2 separate regions of the Homo sapiens genome follow, and region 1 is linked to region 2. A link is a loop called in an ENCODE intact Hi-C map of the cell type or tissue named here. Cell type or tissue: mammary epithelial cell. All regions are shown on one strand. Links, peaks and the distances in the headings refer to the core of each region. The heading gives the core; the rest is flanking DNA. Region 1 has its middle 100 kb from the start of LINC01721. Region 2 holds the start of LINC02967 (long intergenic non-protein coding RNA 2967).

What was found. A loop is a pair of places that touch in the nucleus more often than their neighbours do. Peaks named below come from ENCODE experiments on the same cell type or tissue, not always from the same donor. Only the 100,000 strongest peaks of a DNase experiment are listed, where the experiment ranks them.
Region 1: a loop joins it to region 2, with 13 times the contacts of the local background. A loop is called at or near these places in 12 of 110 quality-filtered maps.

Annotation. Positions count from the first base shown.
Region 1 is chr20:24,299,020-24,307,743 of GRCh38, reverse strand. No RefSeq gene overlaps it. Among named protein-coding and RNA genes, the nearest start is that of LINC01721, 100 kb to the right of the region's middle. In mammary epithelial cell, for the core only: a CTCF peak has its summit at 4,141; no DNase peak of the experiment used is centred there.
Region 2 is chr20:24,914,556-24,923,279 of GRCh38, reverse strand. It overlaps LINC02967 (long intergenic non-protein coding RNA 2967), which reads right to left and starts at 4,716. Exons shown (of 3, transcript XR_001754563.2): 1 at 3,286-4,716. RefSeq lists enhancers at 4,146-4,779, 5,046-5,115 and a silencer at 4,836-4,895. In mammary epithelial cell, for the core only: a CTCF peak has its summit at 4,759 (motif pointing right); no DNase peak of the experiment used is centred there; H3K27me3 peaks cover 152 bases.

The DNA.
Region 1 (8,724 bases), core at 535-8,534, 620 kb after region 2:
AGACAACTGGACTTCCACCATGGCAGGGGAAGGGAACTATTTCCTAAGAATTAAGAGAGATGGTGTAGGACTGCAGGGAAAGAGGAAAGAGAGATGACTAAGGAAAGAGAGATGACCTTCAGAAGCCTGAGGACTGGGAAAGGAGTCAAAAGTGGCCCAGTCACAGTATCTATATGGGAAAAGCTGCAAAATTCCAGTGGTAGAAATTAAAGAAGGTCTAAATATATGGAGAGGTATTCAACATTAATAGGTTGGAAGACTTGAAATTGTCAAGATGCAAATTCTTTCCAACTTGATCTATAGATTCAACATAACCCCAATCAAAATCTCAGAAAGCTATTGTATAGATATTGACAAATTGATTCTAAAATGTATGTGGAAAGTGAAAAGACTCCGAATGGCCATACTGAAGAAGAATAACAAAATCAGGGCCAATTCCCATTACCATTACCTAATTCCAAGACTCACTATAGAGCTACAGTACTCAAGATAGCATGGTGTTGGTGAAAGTATAGACATGTAGATCAATGGAACAGAGTAGACAACCCAGAAATAGATCCACACAAATACTTTCAACTGATCGTTAGCAAAAGAGCAAAGGCAATTCAATGAAGAAAGAAGAATTTTTTTAAAAAAATAGTGCTGGAAAATTTGAATATCCATATTAAAAAATAATTGAGCCTAGACACAGACCTTACACTTTTCACAAACATTAACTCAAAATCAACTGTAGACCTAAATGTAAAGTGCAAAGATATAAAACTTCCAGAAGAAACCATAGCAGAAAGTCTATGTGATATATTGGGTGATGAATTTTTAGATACAAAACGAAAACATAATGCATGAAAGAAAAATTGATAAATTGGACTTGATTAAAATTTAAAAGTCTCTGCTCTGTGAAAGAAACAATTAAAAGAATGAAAATACAAACCACAGACTGGGAGAAAATATTTGCAAAAAACACATCTGATAAAGAATTTATATCCAAATATAAAAAGAGCTTGTAAAATTCATCAATAAGACCCCGATTTTTAAAAATGGGCAAAAGACCTGATGGAGTACCTTATCAAATATGATATACAGATGACAAACACACAGAAAGATGCCCAGCATTATTTGTCACTGGGGAATTACAAATTAAAACAACAGTGAGACACTAATATACCTATTATTACTGGAATGCTAAGATCTAAAAAACCAATAAAACCAACTGATGATAAGAATGTAGAGCAACAAGAACTCTCACTCATTCTGATGGGAATGCAGTAAGCTTGTCAGTTTCTTACAAAGCTAGATTGTCTTACCATATGATTCAGCAATTGCAGTTTTAGGTATTTACCCAGATTATTTGAAAATCATGTCCACGCAAAAATCTGAATGTGAATGTTTCTAGCAACTTTATTCATAGTCACCAAAAGGGAGAAGTAACCAAGATGTTCTTCCAAAGATAAATTAATGAATAAACAAAGTGATATAGTCATACAATGAAATATTATTTAGTAATACAAATAAATGAGCTATTAAGCCATGAAAAGACATATGAGAACCTTAACCAGATATTGCTAAATGAAGGAAGCCAGTTTGAAAAGAGTATACACTCTATGATTCTAAGTATATGACTTTTTGGAAAGGCAAAACTATAGAGACAGTGGAAAGATCAGTGATTTCCATGGATTCAGAGGGAGGAAGAGAGGGTTAAACAGGTGAAGCACAGGGGAATTTTAGGGTGCTGGAACTATTCTGTATGATGGTATCATGGTGGATACATGATATATGTATTTGTCAAAATCCATTGATCATTATAGCACAAAGAGTGAAACTTAATATATGCAAATTAAAACAACAACAATAGCAAAACAATATTCTTTAGAAGTTTGGGGGAATCCCAGGATGGAATGCAGAAGATGACAAAATGATATAATACAAGAAAGAAAAAAGAAAGGAAGGAAGAAGGGAAGGAAGGAAGGAGGAGAAGGAGGAGGAAGAGGAATAAGGAAGGAAGGAAGGGAGGGAAAGATAAGTGGCTTGTATGAGGCACAGCTGATATGATTGGAAATCTAGTTGTAGGTCCCCGTGTGAAGGCCTCAGAGGGATCCGCAATGCCGTCCTTGAGGGAGGAAGCCAACCGCTCTACCAGTCACATTGGGGTTTTCCTTCCTCCTCCTCCTTCAACCCTGAAGCTGTGAATATCTGCTAGCACAGGAGGTGGAGCTAAGAAATCAGAGAAGCTGACAATGCCAGCCTCTCTACTCCGGGCATTCACTGTCAGGGCCAGACTGGGAGCAGAAGAAAGCCTGAAACCGAGGGCCTTGATGGGATTGGGGGCTAATGGAGAGCTCAGTTAATGTATTTGGTATCTGGACCTTATTGGGTCCAGCTCATGCAACACAAGGGCCAAACAAGGAGACAGGCAATACCACCAGATAATAAAATCTAGAGCCAGGGAGAACTGAGGCAAGGGCTACATGGTGGGATTTTGGTGGAGTGGTCGAGGGGCCCATCTGCAAAGAATGTCTGAGGAGATACCTAAGTGAAGTATACACAGCTGAGGCTCTCCAAGAAGCCTCCCAAAGCAGAGGGGATAACCACTGCAAACCCCCTGAAGTGAGATGAAATATTTGTATTTAAGGCAAGGCTGGAAGACAGAATCCCCAGTCTCTCCACACAGCCAGAACACACTAGCAGAGAGGAGAGGGAGGGAAGGAGTGGAGTTGGCCAAGTAGCCAGAGTCGGGCTCACAAAGCATATTCCAGGCATGGTGTGGTATTGGACTTTATTCCACCAGTGATGAGAAGCTACTGGAAGTAGGGGTTCAAGAGTCAAGTTTTCCAAATCAAAATTAAATTTAGGCTTTGGCTTTCTTCAAATAAAGACCAGGATCATTAACAATTCACAATGCTCATTGAAAATATAGGGTAAAATCATTTTAAAAACATTAATTAACCCTAATCTCAGATTTGCATGTCTTACCTGGAACCAGGCAGGTCCTAGATAGATTTGAACATGATGTTCATGTAGGTGTTGTTGGTCCTATGGCTGAGAACGGCAACATTCTCCAGATCCTTTCCAGGGTAGGATGGGCTCTGGTTGAGTGTGGGCTCCTGGCATGATTTGCCTTTTGTCCTGCATGGTGGCCTGAGTCCCAGGTACTGACCCCATGCTGGCAATGCATCTGACAAGCACATTCATCCTAAGTCAACAAAGGCTCCAGAAATCCAGCCCACTCATTGCCTCACTGGGTTCCTACGCTCACTTCCATGGAGACATCAATCATGAAGATGGTGAGCTGCAGGGTGCTGTCAGGATCAACTGTTTCTCTCTCTCTCTCTTTCTCTCTGTCTGTCTCTTCACCTCAATTTTGGTCCCTAAATTTATGACCCTATATTGATATGTAAAGCTGGTTGTTCATGCAGCCAAGCTCCTTTATTGTAAAATCACGGAAATTGAATTTTAGCATGGAATGAAAAAGATAATTCAAAGCACTATGCCTATGCAGCTGGTACCCGGCATCTCTCCCAGCCGCACTCAGAATTCTTCTTGTCCTCTTCCTCCTTTTACTTCTCTTCCATAGATGTAGTGTTCACTCTATACCAAATTTCTGGGAGAAATTCAGTTCTTGTCCTAACAAGTTGAGCAACTAGACACTCAGGAAGAAGAAGGTCATAGAGGATGCTCCGACCTTATTAAAGGTCAAAGGAATTTAGATGACATGAAGTTCGCTGAAGGCACGACCCCTTACGGACCGGAGGAAGGAGGCAGAATTCACCACTCCCTTGGTGAGGACAGGAAGACACCCGCTCCGAAGCACAGTGCATTTGCAGAACATGGAGACAGGTTCCACTCACTCCTGGCCACACACTCCTCTTCTTGAGTATCTAGAGAAAGGAATCTCATCCTCTGTGAAAACCAACTCTTCCCTCCAAGCAGTAGTAAAGCATATTTAATATAGTGAGTCTATAGATCTCAGCACACAGACACAAAATCAGCCCTCACCTCAGCTCATGCCCAGCCCTAGTGATGATTTGCAAATGTAATATTAACAACACTGTCAATAATACTGCAAATAATAACATTGACATTTATGGAGCTTTTGCTTTGTGCAGACAGCACACTTTCCTTCATGTAATTATCTCTGCAAATCCCCACAGTGACACCGTGAGGCTGGATGTCTTAGTGTCATCCTCCTTGGACAGAAGTAGCCAATGCTCCTGAAAGTTAAGTAGCGTCTTCAAAGGCACGCAGCCACGTAGCAGGTGACTGCCTGCTCTAAAGGTGGAGCCCCCACGCCACATGGAGTGCCCACTCTGCGCCCACTGCCTGCAGCGGTGAGCTGATGGCCAGCAGGTAACTTTTGCCTCAATGATCTGGAGAAGGCAGGAAGGCACGTGAATTAGAGCATGAGCTCTGCTTAGAAAGACACGGGTTCAGATTCCACTGCTGCTCAGCGCTTGGCCAAGTTACGTCTCTTTGAAGCCTCAATATTTTTTGTCTTTAAAATGGGGATAAGAATGCCACCTTCCTGTGGCTCTGAAGAGTATTAAAAGGTGTGTTTCATATGAAGTGCTTGGTGCTTGAGGTGATGGATTTTCCAATTACCCAGATTTGATCATTACACATTGTATGCTTGTATCAAAATATCACATGGACCTTATAAACATGTCTATTATGCATCTATATATATTTTTAAAATGGCTGCCTTTACTAAAGGAGGGTTCATGAGTAATTTTATGCCGTGATGGGTAGAGGTACCATTAACTCCCCGCTTCCCCTCCTGCTGGGGAGGAGTAGGGTCTGCAGTGGATGCAGCAACACCTTTCCTTATGTTCAGATGTCATTGTCAGAACAGCCTCTCTAGTTGCCAGGTGTCATTCTCATGCAAAGCCATTCCTTGCCCTCCTTGCTTTCCTACTTTATCCTACCGCCTGGGGACACCCCTCGTGGGGGCACCCCTCTTCTCCAGCCCTGTTGACACTGGGCTGGCTTCTCTTATGATTTTGTTTGGACATGGAGCTTCTTCATCAATCTCTTCTCCCCTTGCCCAAGGGACTCTTCACCACCTGAACTGCTACCAGTTTCCTGTTAATGATCTCCCCCATTCAGCTCAGTTCACTGCACTGCCAGCATGGGAAAAGGATGGAAGTGCCACTCCTGGGAGCTAGGGCTGAGGTTACACACACTGTCAGCAACTTTATTAAATTATTCACTCTATATGCAGAAGAAGGAAACTCTGTTAAGGATACATATTCATTTATTTAAAACTATATTTTGGAGGTTCTGTGGTTATCTGGAAGTTTTCTTAGTCTCTGGTGATATAGCACTTCTAAATGAAATGATGACTGGCCTCTCCTGCGTGGAAACAGGCATGGAGCTGTGGCCTTGGTGCCCTCTGACTCTTCTTGAAAAGCCTTGGGGTCCTATTTCATTCTCTGAAGAACTTCAAAGCCCTCTTCAAGTGTTTCGGGATTTTGGGATGAGGAGCACAGTCATTATTTCTGTTTTGAGGCTCCCACTCACAACACACTTTTTTGTTCCCTACCATCTAGCCAGAATTGATGCTCAGTGCCTTCCGGGTTTGCCACAAAAACAAAGAGAAAAGGACAAAACCAACCAAAACTGATTTCTAACATGCACACACTTACACTCAATGTCCCAGTGAGAATAGGAGCAATCAAAGAGTTTCTATTTCAGAAAAGTAATCAACTTCGAATTGACAACTGGGCATTCCTAGCCTAAACAACTGCCTTAGCCACCTCACCACCACAAACCCTCATTCATCCAGTGAAAGTAAATAATCCATCTTTAAACACAGGTGACATTTATATTGACAAATGTTGCCATTTTCCAATTGAGAAACTGAGGCCCAGAGCCATGAAATGATTGAAAGAAAACCACGAACTTAAACGGCAGAATTAGTTGCTTCTTCTTCCCAGCTCAATGCCCTCTCTGTTGAGCAGCGGGAGCCCAGCTCTCCTGAACACATGCAGGTCAGGCAGATCGTCTGGCGGGCACTGTGGGGGCATCAGGATGTGCAGGTGTACTAACATCAGACACCAGGACCCGAGGATGCCTCATTTGCAATGGGTCAGCCTGAATCATATTTGCAACATGTCTATCACAGGCTTATCAAGACTTTGTGAACTGAGCAAACACCAGACAGCTCAGCATGAAGTAAAGCATGTTGTACCCCATAGGCCAAACATCAGAAAATAAGTAGACATGGCACCAGGCCACGGGGCCTTGGTGTGTATCACGAATGAATGACACAACATTTGAGAAGGATCTTCTTCAAATCATAAAATCACTGAAACATAATGGAATCACTTTTCATAGATTCCTAGAAAACATAGTGATATTCCAATTCAATATATTGGTGGCTAGTAATAAAAAGACAAACACCCTGTGGAGATTTACAGAGCTAGTTACAAGTAGACCTAGACATTGTACTCAGGTGTATTCACTGTATTGCTCAATATTATCATTATTGGAGAAAAAGTGACAGAGGCCTTAATTATAACTTAGCTCCAAATCAATTCAACTCCAAATGAATTTAAGATTCAACTGCCTAAAACTATAATTATCTTTTTTGAAAAGAAATGAGAGAGATGACCTTTAGACTGGTGTATGAGAAGTTCCATGGGCCCTTTCTTAAGTAAAATAATCATAACTGATGAAAATTGTGTGTACAAAAACATTTAAAGTGATGGAAGCTGTTATTAGTGATACGGCAAAGAAAGAAATGTTTATTCAAGAAAATTCTATTAAATCACAGTCAGAATAACAAGAGTCTCTGCATTTAAGCCATTAACTATGCCCCTCCTCCTTCTTCCAGCTCAGTATTGACGGAAGTTCTACTCGAGGTGGGTGCAGCTAAGAATACAGGAGTCCCTCTCCCACTAGCTCCCAGGCTAGGGCTATGGTATCTTCCCGGGACAACCAGGACACCAGCATTTCTCATCACTCCAGATCTGTTTACAGAATCTCTATCCTAGGCAAGAATGGCTGAGAAGCTGGGGCCTCTTTTCCTCCACCTAGCCCCCACTGATAGCAGGCCAGAATTAGTATAGTTGCAATTGCCTCAACTCACTTGTAGGGTAGAGGTTCCCCACCAGGAGAGGCAAGCCAAGAAGACCTGAGGCTTCTGACCCCGACCTAGTACCCTGTTCATAAAGCAGAGGTATCTCTCTGAGAGAAAGGGCCCACTGTCTCTCTTCTCAGTTGTGGAAAAGTGGCTCATAGGCTTTTATTAGTCGGGGGAAGGCAAGCCATTAGAATGTTCTGAAGGTAACTGGCTTTATTTGGAAGAGTGTGTAGGGGAAGTTCAAGTCTAAGGGCACTGTAAAAAACACTAGAGATTTCATGGTAAGCTATTAAGAAGACTCTAATAGATTGAGGATGGAAACATATTAAAGCATAGACCAGCTAGAAGTTTCCCAAAGAGAACCAGGGAAAGAGACAACAGAATTTTCTAGGGTTGGGAACAAACCTCAAAAGACTAGCCTCAAAAACCACTTTTGCAAAGGAGCCCAAATTTGAACGAAAGAGTCTGTAGAGCAATTTATGTGCCTGGTCACTGTTGAAAACAATACAGCAATCAGTTGGCAATTAGAGGAGTCTTACAACAGGGTGTGATACCCAGAGAAGAAATTAGCTTAGCAGAAAGACAAGAAAAAGACAGAAAAGGACCATGAAAGAAAACCACCAAAATTTCATGGTGGCTTTACGCATGCCCATGGCTGTGCCCTTTGAAGACTGACATTAGAGGCTATGTATGGTAGAAATAGACTTCACTAAAATAGTTCAACCATGTTATCAAACATGTCAATAAACAAACAACAACAACAAACCCTGGAGAGTGGGGAGGAGTCAGTATTCATGGCTGTTACAATATATCATTTTAAATTCATAATTTTTCTACAAAAAAGTGCAAAACACAAAAAAGAAGAAAGTGTGACCTATACATGGAAAAAACAAAACAGAGAATCAAAGCTGCCTTTGAGAGGGCACAGATATAATATTTAGAAAACAAAGAATTTAAAGCAGTTATTATAAAAATTAACTCAGAATTACAAACTGAAATTTAAGAGCTAAAATTCTAACACTCGTAGAAGAAAATGTAGGTGTAAATCTTTGTTATCTTGAGATAGGCAAGGTCTTCTTGGATATGACACAAAAATCACAAACAGCAAAAGAAATACAACAAATTAAATATTATCAAAATTAAAAAAAACTTTTCTACATCCAAGAAATTAAAAAGACAATAGACAAAACTTTAAAAAAACCTATTTTAAAATAATATATATATGAGACTTGTATCAAGAATATATAAAGAACTCTTCCAACTCAATGATAAAAAGACAAATAACTAAATTAAAAATTGGCAAAGATTTGAACAGTCTGCAAAGAATATACAGACGGCCAAAAAGGACATAGAAAGATGGATGGCAGTCTCCATCGAGGCAATGTGAATCAAAACCGCAGTGAGATCTCACTGCATAACTATCATGGTGGCTTTACAAAAATGAACACGCAAGTGTTGGTGAGGATGTAGATACCCTGGAGCCTTCATAGGCTGCCAGTGGGAATGTAAAATGGTGCAGCTGCTTTGCAAAAAGTCCAGTCATTCTGTAAAAGGTTAAATGTAGAAGTCTTCTATGACCCATCCTATGACCTACTTTTAGTTATATGCCCAAGAGAAATAAAAATATTTGCCAACACAAAATCGTG
Region 2 (8,724 bases), core at 260-8,259:
GTTTTCCAACTTGTTTTCATTCTCCCCGTCACTTTCAGGTACAGCAATCAGACGTAGATTTGGTCTTTTCACATAGTCCCATATTTCTTGGAGGTGTTGTTTGTTTCTTTTTATTCTTTTTTCTCTAAACTTTCCTTCTCACTTCATTTCATTCATTTCATCTTCCATCACTGATACCCTTTCTTCCAGTTGATTCCATCAGCTCCTGAGGCTTCTGCATTCTTCATGTAGTTCTCGAGCCTTTGCTTTCAGCTCCATCAGCTCCTTTAAGGACTTCTCTGCATTGGTTATTCTAGATATCCATTCGTCTATTTTTTTTCAAAGTTTTTAACTTCTTTGCCATTGGTTTGAATTTCCTCCTGTAGGTCAGAGTAGTTTGATCGTCTGAAGCCTTCTTCTCTCATCTCGTCAAAGTCATTCTCCATCCAGCTTTGTTCCATTGCTGGTGAGGAGCTGTGTTCCTTTGGAGGAGGAGAGGCGCTCTGCTTTTTAGAGTTTCCAGTTTTTCTGCTCTGTTTTTTCCCCATCTTTGTGGTTTTATCTACTTTTGTCTTTGATGATGGTGATGTACAGATGGGTTTTTGGTGTGGATGTCCTTTCTGTTTGTTAGTTTTCCTTCTAACAGACAGGACCCTCAGCTGCAGGTCTGCTAGAGTTTGCTAGAGTTCCACTCCAGACCCTGTTTGCCTGGGTATCAGCAGCGGTGGCTGCAGAACAGTGGTGGCTGTAGAACAGCGGATATTGGTGAACTGCAAATGCTGCTGCCTGATCGTTCCTCTGGAAGTTTTGTCTCAGAGGAGTACCCGGCCGTGTGAGGTGTCAGTCTGCCCCTACTGGGGGGTGCTTCCCAGTTAGGCTGCTTGGGGGTCGGGGGTCAGGGACCCACTTGAGGAGGCAGTCTGCCCGTTCTCATATCTCCAGCTTCATGCTGGGAGAACCACTGCTCTCTTCAAAGCTGTCAGACAGGGACATTTAAGTCTGCAGAGATTACTGCTGTCTTTTTGTATGTCTGTGCCCTGCCCCCCAGAGGTGGAGCCTACAGAGGCAGGAAGGCCTCCTTGAGCTGTGTTGGGCTCCACCCAGTTCGAGCTTCCCAGCTGCTTTGTTTACCTAATCAAGCCTGGGCAATGGCAAGCGCCCCTCCCCCAGCCTTGCTACCACCTTGCAGTTTGATCTCAGACTGCTGTGCTAGCAATCAGTGAGACTCCGCAGGCATAGGACCCTCCGAGCCATGTGCGGGATATAATCTCCTGGTGTGCCATTTTTTTAAGCCTGTTGGAAAAGTGCAGTATTAGGGTGGGAGTGACCCGATTTTCCAGGTGCCGTCTGTCACCCCTTTCTCTGACTAGGAAAGGGAACTCCCTGACCCCTTGCACTTCCCGAGTGAGGCAGTGCCTCACCTTGCTTTGGCTCTCGCAGAGTGTGCTGCACCCACTGTCCTGCTCCCACTGTCTGGCACTCCCTAGTGAGATGAACCCGGTACCTCAGATGGAAATGCAGAAATCACCCATCTTCTGCATCGCTCACGCTGGGAGCTGTAGACTGGAGCTGTTTCTCAAGGCTGAGTTTCTTTCCCAGGGCTCCCCTTCCCTTGCCTCTTTGGGGGTACCCCTCTGATTGCTGCAGCTAACAAACAGGTCGGTGTTTCGCCGGGCCTGACGTTCATTCTCTTTGCAATTTTCCTTACAGCTTACTGCATCCCTGTTTACAAACACCTGGTTAGCTACTTCTAATAACTGTGATGTATTCATCCTTGCAAACCCATCCTGTTTCTGCAGTTTTCTTCTAATGTCTTCAGTGCTTTGACTAACTAAAGCCATGTTAATCATGCACTGATTTTCAGGGCTATCAGGATCAAAGGGAGTATGCATACGATAGGCCTCACACAATCTCTCGTAGAATTGTGCTGGACTTTCTTCTTTTCCCTGAATGACCTCAGAGACCTTGTTAACATTTGTGGCCTTCTGGGATCCCCTCTTTAATCCTTCCAAGAGAGCTTCCCTGTATCAGTTTAGCCTTTGCATATCCTCTCTTTCATTTGGGTCCCACTGGGGTTCGGTTCCTGGTAACTGGGTCCTTACATACTCTTGGGGATTTTGGTAATCAGCCAGTGCACGTTCCTCTAGCCACTTAGTTGCTGCTTGGAGCACTCTCCACCTTACATCTGTGTTAAAGAGGAACATGAGCAGCTGGTGGCAATCAGCCCAAGTGGGGTTATGGGTCTGGATAATAGTTTGGAGCAAATCAGTTAGAGCTTGTGGCTTTTCAGTATAGGACGGGGTATTGTTTTTCCAGTTGAGAAGGTCGGCAGAGGTGAAGGGCTGGTATGCAAAAACATGCCTCTCCACAACATGACCATCCTCATCTATCCCAGTATACTGCTGCTCTCTCAGGAGCATTTGTATCCCAGTTTTGGGTCTTAAATGAGCTGCCAAGGGAGGAGTTTCTCCGGAGGCTTCAACTCCTCTCTTGTTTACTCTGGGTGGCCTAAGGATATGTTTGTTTTGTGGAGGTGCAAGCACTGTGGGCTCAAGAGTGGGGAGCCTCTTTCTCTGGTAAGGGGAGGGCACCACTGGGATCACTGGTGCCATCTCCTGCAATGGATCTTCTGATGTTGGGTTGAACAGAACTTCGGGAGTTGATTTCCCTTGGCAGGTGGAGCGGGATCCTTCCTTGGCTATCTGTCCCTTTGCTACTAGCACTGCTGCTGCCTGCCCTTTTAGCCACTGTGGGGGGTCTAGCACCAGCTGTAACCAAGTGTCTATGTACGGGAACTGGTCTGAGTGTCCTGACTTACCAGTTACCATGTGCCATACCTTAGAAACAAGGGATCTGTCCAGGCTTCCTTCTGATGGCCAACCTACTTCTAATGTTGGCCAATCTATTTCACACAAAGTTCTAAGTTTCTCTGATGTCATAGTAACCCCATAGTGTCCATTAAATCCCTTCTTAAAATTTTTCAACATAGTTCCTAGTGGAGTGAGCTTACTTTGTGTCTGACCCATGTTTCCTCGAGACAAAACACCAAGCTCATACCACGCACACCACAGAACAAAGAACGGGTTAAAAGGGCACAAACACACTTTTTCAGTTTACACCAAACAGAATCAAAACCAAAATCAGAGCATCCAGAAATCCAAGCCAGGTCAAAACCAAAACCAAAGTATCAAGCAATTCAAGTCAAGTCAAAAACAAAAACCAAAATGCCAGTACAGGCACACCATGGGTGATCAGGCCACGCTTCCACTCAAATGGAGTGGGGCAAGTTCCAAAGACCAGTCTTACCAAGTTTCAGATGTCCAGACTTAAAGTGCCAGTTCCTTCCTGGTGTTCAGCCACTGCGTTGATCCTCCATGGGGGCCTGCCATACACTGCTCTGATGAGGCGTTCCACAGGGGCAAGTGCCTACCCGGGAACGCTCTCAGGATCCACGTCGCTCGAGCTGGCCGGAGTCCCCCGCAGGGATGCTCCACAGGGCAGGCCTAAGCTGCCTAAGGGGCTGACTCGACCATCCAGTAATCACCTCGCTTCCCGGTCAGGGAACCAAGAAATGTAGCAGGATGAGCCGCAGACAAAACTCCTCAGACCCGGATTAAAGAAGGAAGAGAAGGAAGAGGTTTTTATTCGGCTGGTAGCATCGGCAGACTCAAGTCTTAAGAGCTGAGCTCCCCGAAAAAGAAATTCCTAGCCCTTTTAAGGGCTTACAACTCTAAGGGGTCCACGTGAAAGGGTCATGATAGATCAAGTAAGTGTGAGGAACGTGACTAGGGGCTACATACATCAGCTAACAGAACAAAAAGTTTTGCAGTGCTTTCTCATACAATGTCTGGAATTTACAGATAACACCAGTAGTTTTGGTCAGGGGTTAATATTATTATTATTGTTTTAACCACCAGGGCCAGGTGGCGGCGCCAAGGTCGTCTAGCTATTTATCTTACTTCTGTTTCTTTCCAACTTTTTGCTTTCTCCCTTTTCTACTGTCTTATAAACTAGGGAAAAGGGGAGGTGGGGAAGCTGGGAAGGACAACAGGAGAAGTGGTGGTCTCATTCCATAAGAACACTTAAGATCCTATGTAGCAATGTTCAAGCAGGTGTACACTGTCACTAACTAGAGTCACCACGTTGTACAACAGATCTCTTGAACCAGCTGTGTCTTCATTGAATCCTATCATTTTACAGACAAGGAAACGGGCATGCAGAGAGCAAGAAGTTGCCAGAAGTTACGCAAGGCTGGGGATCAGGCCCCGGCAGCATGGTCCTGGCTCCTGGGTCCTCAAGGCTGTCCGCCTTGTGGGCAAGGACCACTCAGGCCCCTGCTGGGCCCAGGCCTGGGATTGAGTGACCCGTGAACTCTGCCTGCAGACGCCAACTTGCCAGTGGGGTGGGGGTGGCCTCTGGCTGTGGCCTGCGTGTGCCAGGAGACAGAAGGGCATCGCTGATCCAGGAGTGTGCACAAAGTGTGCAGGGCAGGAGTGAGGTGGTCTCAGGAGTCTCATGTGTGCATGAGAGAGACTTTTTCTGTGCAAAAACAATGTATGAAAGAAACACAAAACCTCCTGGGGCAGATTTCCAGAGAAAGAGAGGAGTCAGGGGGAGGTGGCGTTCACTACCTTTCTGTTCTGTTTGCACTCGACTTCTAAAAGTCAGTGGTGGTTTTCTTGCTGCTGGGCTGGAAGATCTTTTTCGGTCTGTGTTTCTCCATGAAGAATGCAATTCAATTTCTCCAGACTGTTGCGAGCCGAAGGAGAGCGTCGGCCACAGGGTGGCGCTGTGATCCCAGCCATGAGCACGGCCCGGCCTGAGCGCATTTTCCAGCTTTCCGTAGGCCCCGGCTGGCTTCCCTCTTCAGCTGTGAGACCTTGGCAGCGCCCCCGCCCCCCTCCCCTGTGCCGGGACCTGCCCCAGTCCCTAGCCTGCTCCGCAGCGGCGGTGGGGACCTCAGTCGCCCTGAGCCCTTTCCGGGAAAATGCAATTTGGGGCATGAGACAGGGCCTCTAAACCGCAAGGCCTTCTGCGATTTCAGTTATGAGTCCGTGGGGAAAATCCTGCAAATAAATCTCCCAGGCTTGGCAGGCCCCTCACCCACCCACCGGGCCTCTGGCGTGGAGAATCTCGGCGTTTGGGGGTTGGAGGGTTCCACTTAACTTAGCTGCACGGGTCACTGCAAAGCTTAGTCCTGGAGCCACCATCCCTTCCATCATTCTCAGACCTTCTGAGGCCAGGGATCGGGACCACGTGGTGGGGGCCTGTGGCCACCAGGTCTGGGATGCTAGCTGGGGGATCCGAGGGTGGGGCCTGGCATCATGGAAGGCTCTTCCTTCACATATCTGGAGTGGCGCTGGCTGCTGGCTGGATCTCGGTGGGCTGGGGTGGGAACGCCTCCACGTGGCCTGCCTGGTGGCCACCTGGGCTTCCTCACAGCCTGGTGGCCGGGCTCTGAGCATGAGAGTTCCCTGGAGCAGCAAGTGGAAGTCATCCTTTTTTATGACTTAGCCTCGAAAGTCACCTAGTATCACTTTTGCCAGAATTGCAGACCCGCTCAGATTCAAGAGATGGGAAACCAAGCAGACCCCACCTCTTGGTGGGACAGTGTCAGGTCCTATCACCAGAAAGCAGATGGGAGGGACGTACTGGTGTGGCACCTTTGGAACGTCATCTGCTCAAGTGTGTCCAGAGAGAATTAAAGTCTAAGCCTCCCAGGAGGGCTCTCGGTTCTTCGGAGAAATGCCATTTCCAGCCTCTCTAGCCCTCACCATTCCCCACTTGCTGGCCACTGGCAACTCTCACCCCTGATACTGACCCAGCCACAGAGCTGCTGCTCACCTGTGTCAGCTGCAGCTCCTCCATGCTGAAAAACAAAGCCAACCAAAACTGGAGAACCCAACTGGAATGGTTTTAAACAGTAAAGGGATTTCTGAAACTCCTACCTGGAGAATCTAGCAGTAAGTGAGCTTCATGAACCTGCGCAGGGGCCGCCTGCTTCCCGCAATGCTGGGCACAGCTGGGGCAGTGGAGACTGTGGTCCTGCAGTGCCCGGTGCAGGAGGGGCCGGCCCATTCCAGCTCATGCAGCGATTCTTCTTGGCCCACTTTGGTTCAGTTGCTTTAGAGGTGGGCAGGGATGGAAGGTGGCTCAGTCAGCGTCTTGTGAAAGACTTATGTTCTATCATTGTGGGAGAAAAGTATCTACCCCTCTCTCTGTCCCACTTTCCCTCCCATGGATATGTATGAAGCTGTGTGTAGCCCCTAAGCTGCTGACAGCCTTTTTGGTACACAGGGGCAGCCAGGCTCAGGAGAAGCTGGAAGGGGGAGAATTGTAGAGACTCAGTCATGACAAACCCCTAGATCGAGCCCACCCTGAAACTCACTTACCACTAGATTTTCCAGGTAGGAGTTCCCATAAATCCCCTTACTGTTTAAGATGATTCCAGTTGAGTTTTCCGGTTTTGCTTTCAGCATGGAGGGACTGTAACTGACACAGATGAGAAGCAGCTCTGTGGCTGGGTCAGTATCAGGGGTGCAAGTTGCCAGTGGCCAGATCATCAGGAACGGGGGAGGGTTGGAGAGCCTGGAAATGATATTTACTGGAAGAACTGAGAGCCTTTCCCAGGTGATGGAAGACAGGATTGAAGGTTAGAGCTGATGACAGGGGTTATGCATGGTCAGTTCTGAGCAGGCAAAGGTGGGGTTGGTCCTTGGAGGCAGATGAACCTGCCTTGCTGTGCCCAGCACTGTGGTGTTCACCCAGGGATGACTTTCAGGTCTTGTGTGGCTTCCCTGCTACCTACAGTGGCCAGTAGAAAGACTAAGTTTGAATTTCAGATAAACAACACAAAAATATTTAGCATAAATATGTCCTATATATTGCATAGGATGCGCTTATACTAAAAATCATTCATGATCTGAAATTCAAATTTAACTGAGCATCCTGTGTCTTTATCTGTGAAATCTGTCAGCCTACCTTTCGGTAGCCTGGAGAACTTTATAGAAGGTTGAAGTGGCTGGCTCTTTATGTGGGCTTCTGTCTTGTGGAGTTGGGGAGCTCACAGCTTGGAGCCCTGGGGGGCCAGCCTGACCACCATGGCCAGCCTGTGGGTTCGGGCTTGGTCACCAGCAAGGGAAGCACCTGGTATCGGCAGGACAGCACTCCTATTGCCCTTTGCGCCTTGGCCCCTCATGGCTTGCACGCACGAAGCGCTCTCAGGGGCCCTGATGTCACACTCAGCAGTGTGGGGTCTGCATTCTGGCCCTGGCCAGTGGGCTCATTGGAGAGTTTATCAGGGCTGGCTGCTGGCATTAAGCTCCTACTGGGGGTTTTGAAGGCTGCAGTGGTTTCTCCCTTGAACTCCAGGTGGGAGTCGGGAGATAGCAGATCTGTCTGCAGAGCTCTCGGTGCCTGCCTAAGTGTTGACTGAGGCCCAGGCTGGATCCAAAAGGCTCACCCCTGGAGGGGAGGACAGACATCGCTTAGACAGGGATGAACCTGTCTGCAGAATCTGCAGGGAGCTGGGGATGGAGTTGCTCACTTGACCTGAGGCTGCTTGGTGGACTCGGTGCACCACTCAGGCCCCACAGCAGGACTCAGATGCTCACCCCCCAGCTGCCTCTCTGGAGTTGCCCTTGGCAGAAAAGAGCCACTTACCACAAAGTCACGCCCTTTGTAAGGGCTGCTGTGGCTCATGGCAGGACATCTGTGCAGGCCCATCGCAGCCCGGGTTCCCACCACCCGCGTCTCCCAGGCTCCTGCTCAGAGCGCCTTCTCCTTTGACCACTGGGTGCTCACATGTAACAAGTGGGACACACAGTCTCCGTAGAAGGGGTATTTAAGTTGGATTGTGATGCTGGTGTAAGAGTTTTCTTGGAAGGGAAAGAGGGGTGAAAGCAGAGGGACAGCGTGAGCAGAGGTGTGGCCTGTGGCATGGGGTGCTCCTTGTTAGGGCACTGAGGCAGCTCACTGTGGCTGGAGCAGGGTCTGGGGGGTTCTGCTGCCCATCAGACATCATGTGGTCCCCCATGGGTCTCTGGTCACTTCTTGGAGTTTCCTGACCCCAGAACGGTTTGCTCCAAGGGAAGAAGTTGGTTCTGCAGTCATCAGCAGGGCCACATGTCCAGTGGCTCACCCTGCAGATGGACATGTGACCTGTTTCCTGGCACTGAGAGAACCGAGGGCTGTCTGTGGATCTGGACTCCGTGTCCACCCTAAGACGACCCCACCCTGCCCTGCTGAGAGCACCTCCAGCTACAGCCCTCAGATGGTTTCATAGCCTAGAACTAGTAGCCTCTCCCCCAAGGACGGGACCTGGAAATCTGGGAAAGCCTTGGGAGAGGCCGAGACCTGAGGACAGGGGAGGCGCAGGGCAGGGAGCTGAGGCCTGAGGACGGGTGGGGAAGGAGCAGGGCAGGGAGCTGAGGCCTGAGGATGGGAGGGGAAGGTGCAGGGCAGGGAGCTGCTGGCACTGGGGCCTCAGGGGAACCCTGGGGGCTGGCAATGGCTGAGGGAGGCAGCTCTCTGACCCTCTACCCTCTTCATGTCTTTCTGACCAAAGCTGGGAAAGGTTCCTCACTTTTGAGAACTCACATGATAAGATTTAGGCTCCACCTGGATGATCCAAGCCAATCTCCTGTCTCAAGGCACACAGTCACAGGTTCCAGGGTTAGGAGGGGCATCGCTGGGGGCTGCAGGGCTTATCAGGAAGGAGGAAGAAGCAGCCCCCTGTGCTGCCGG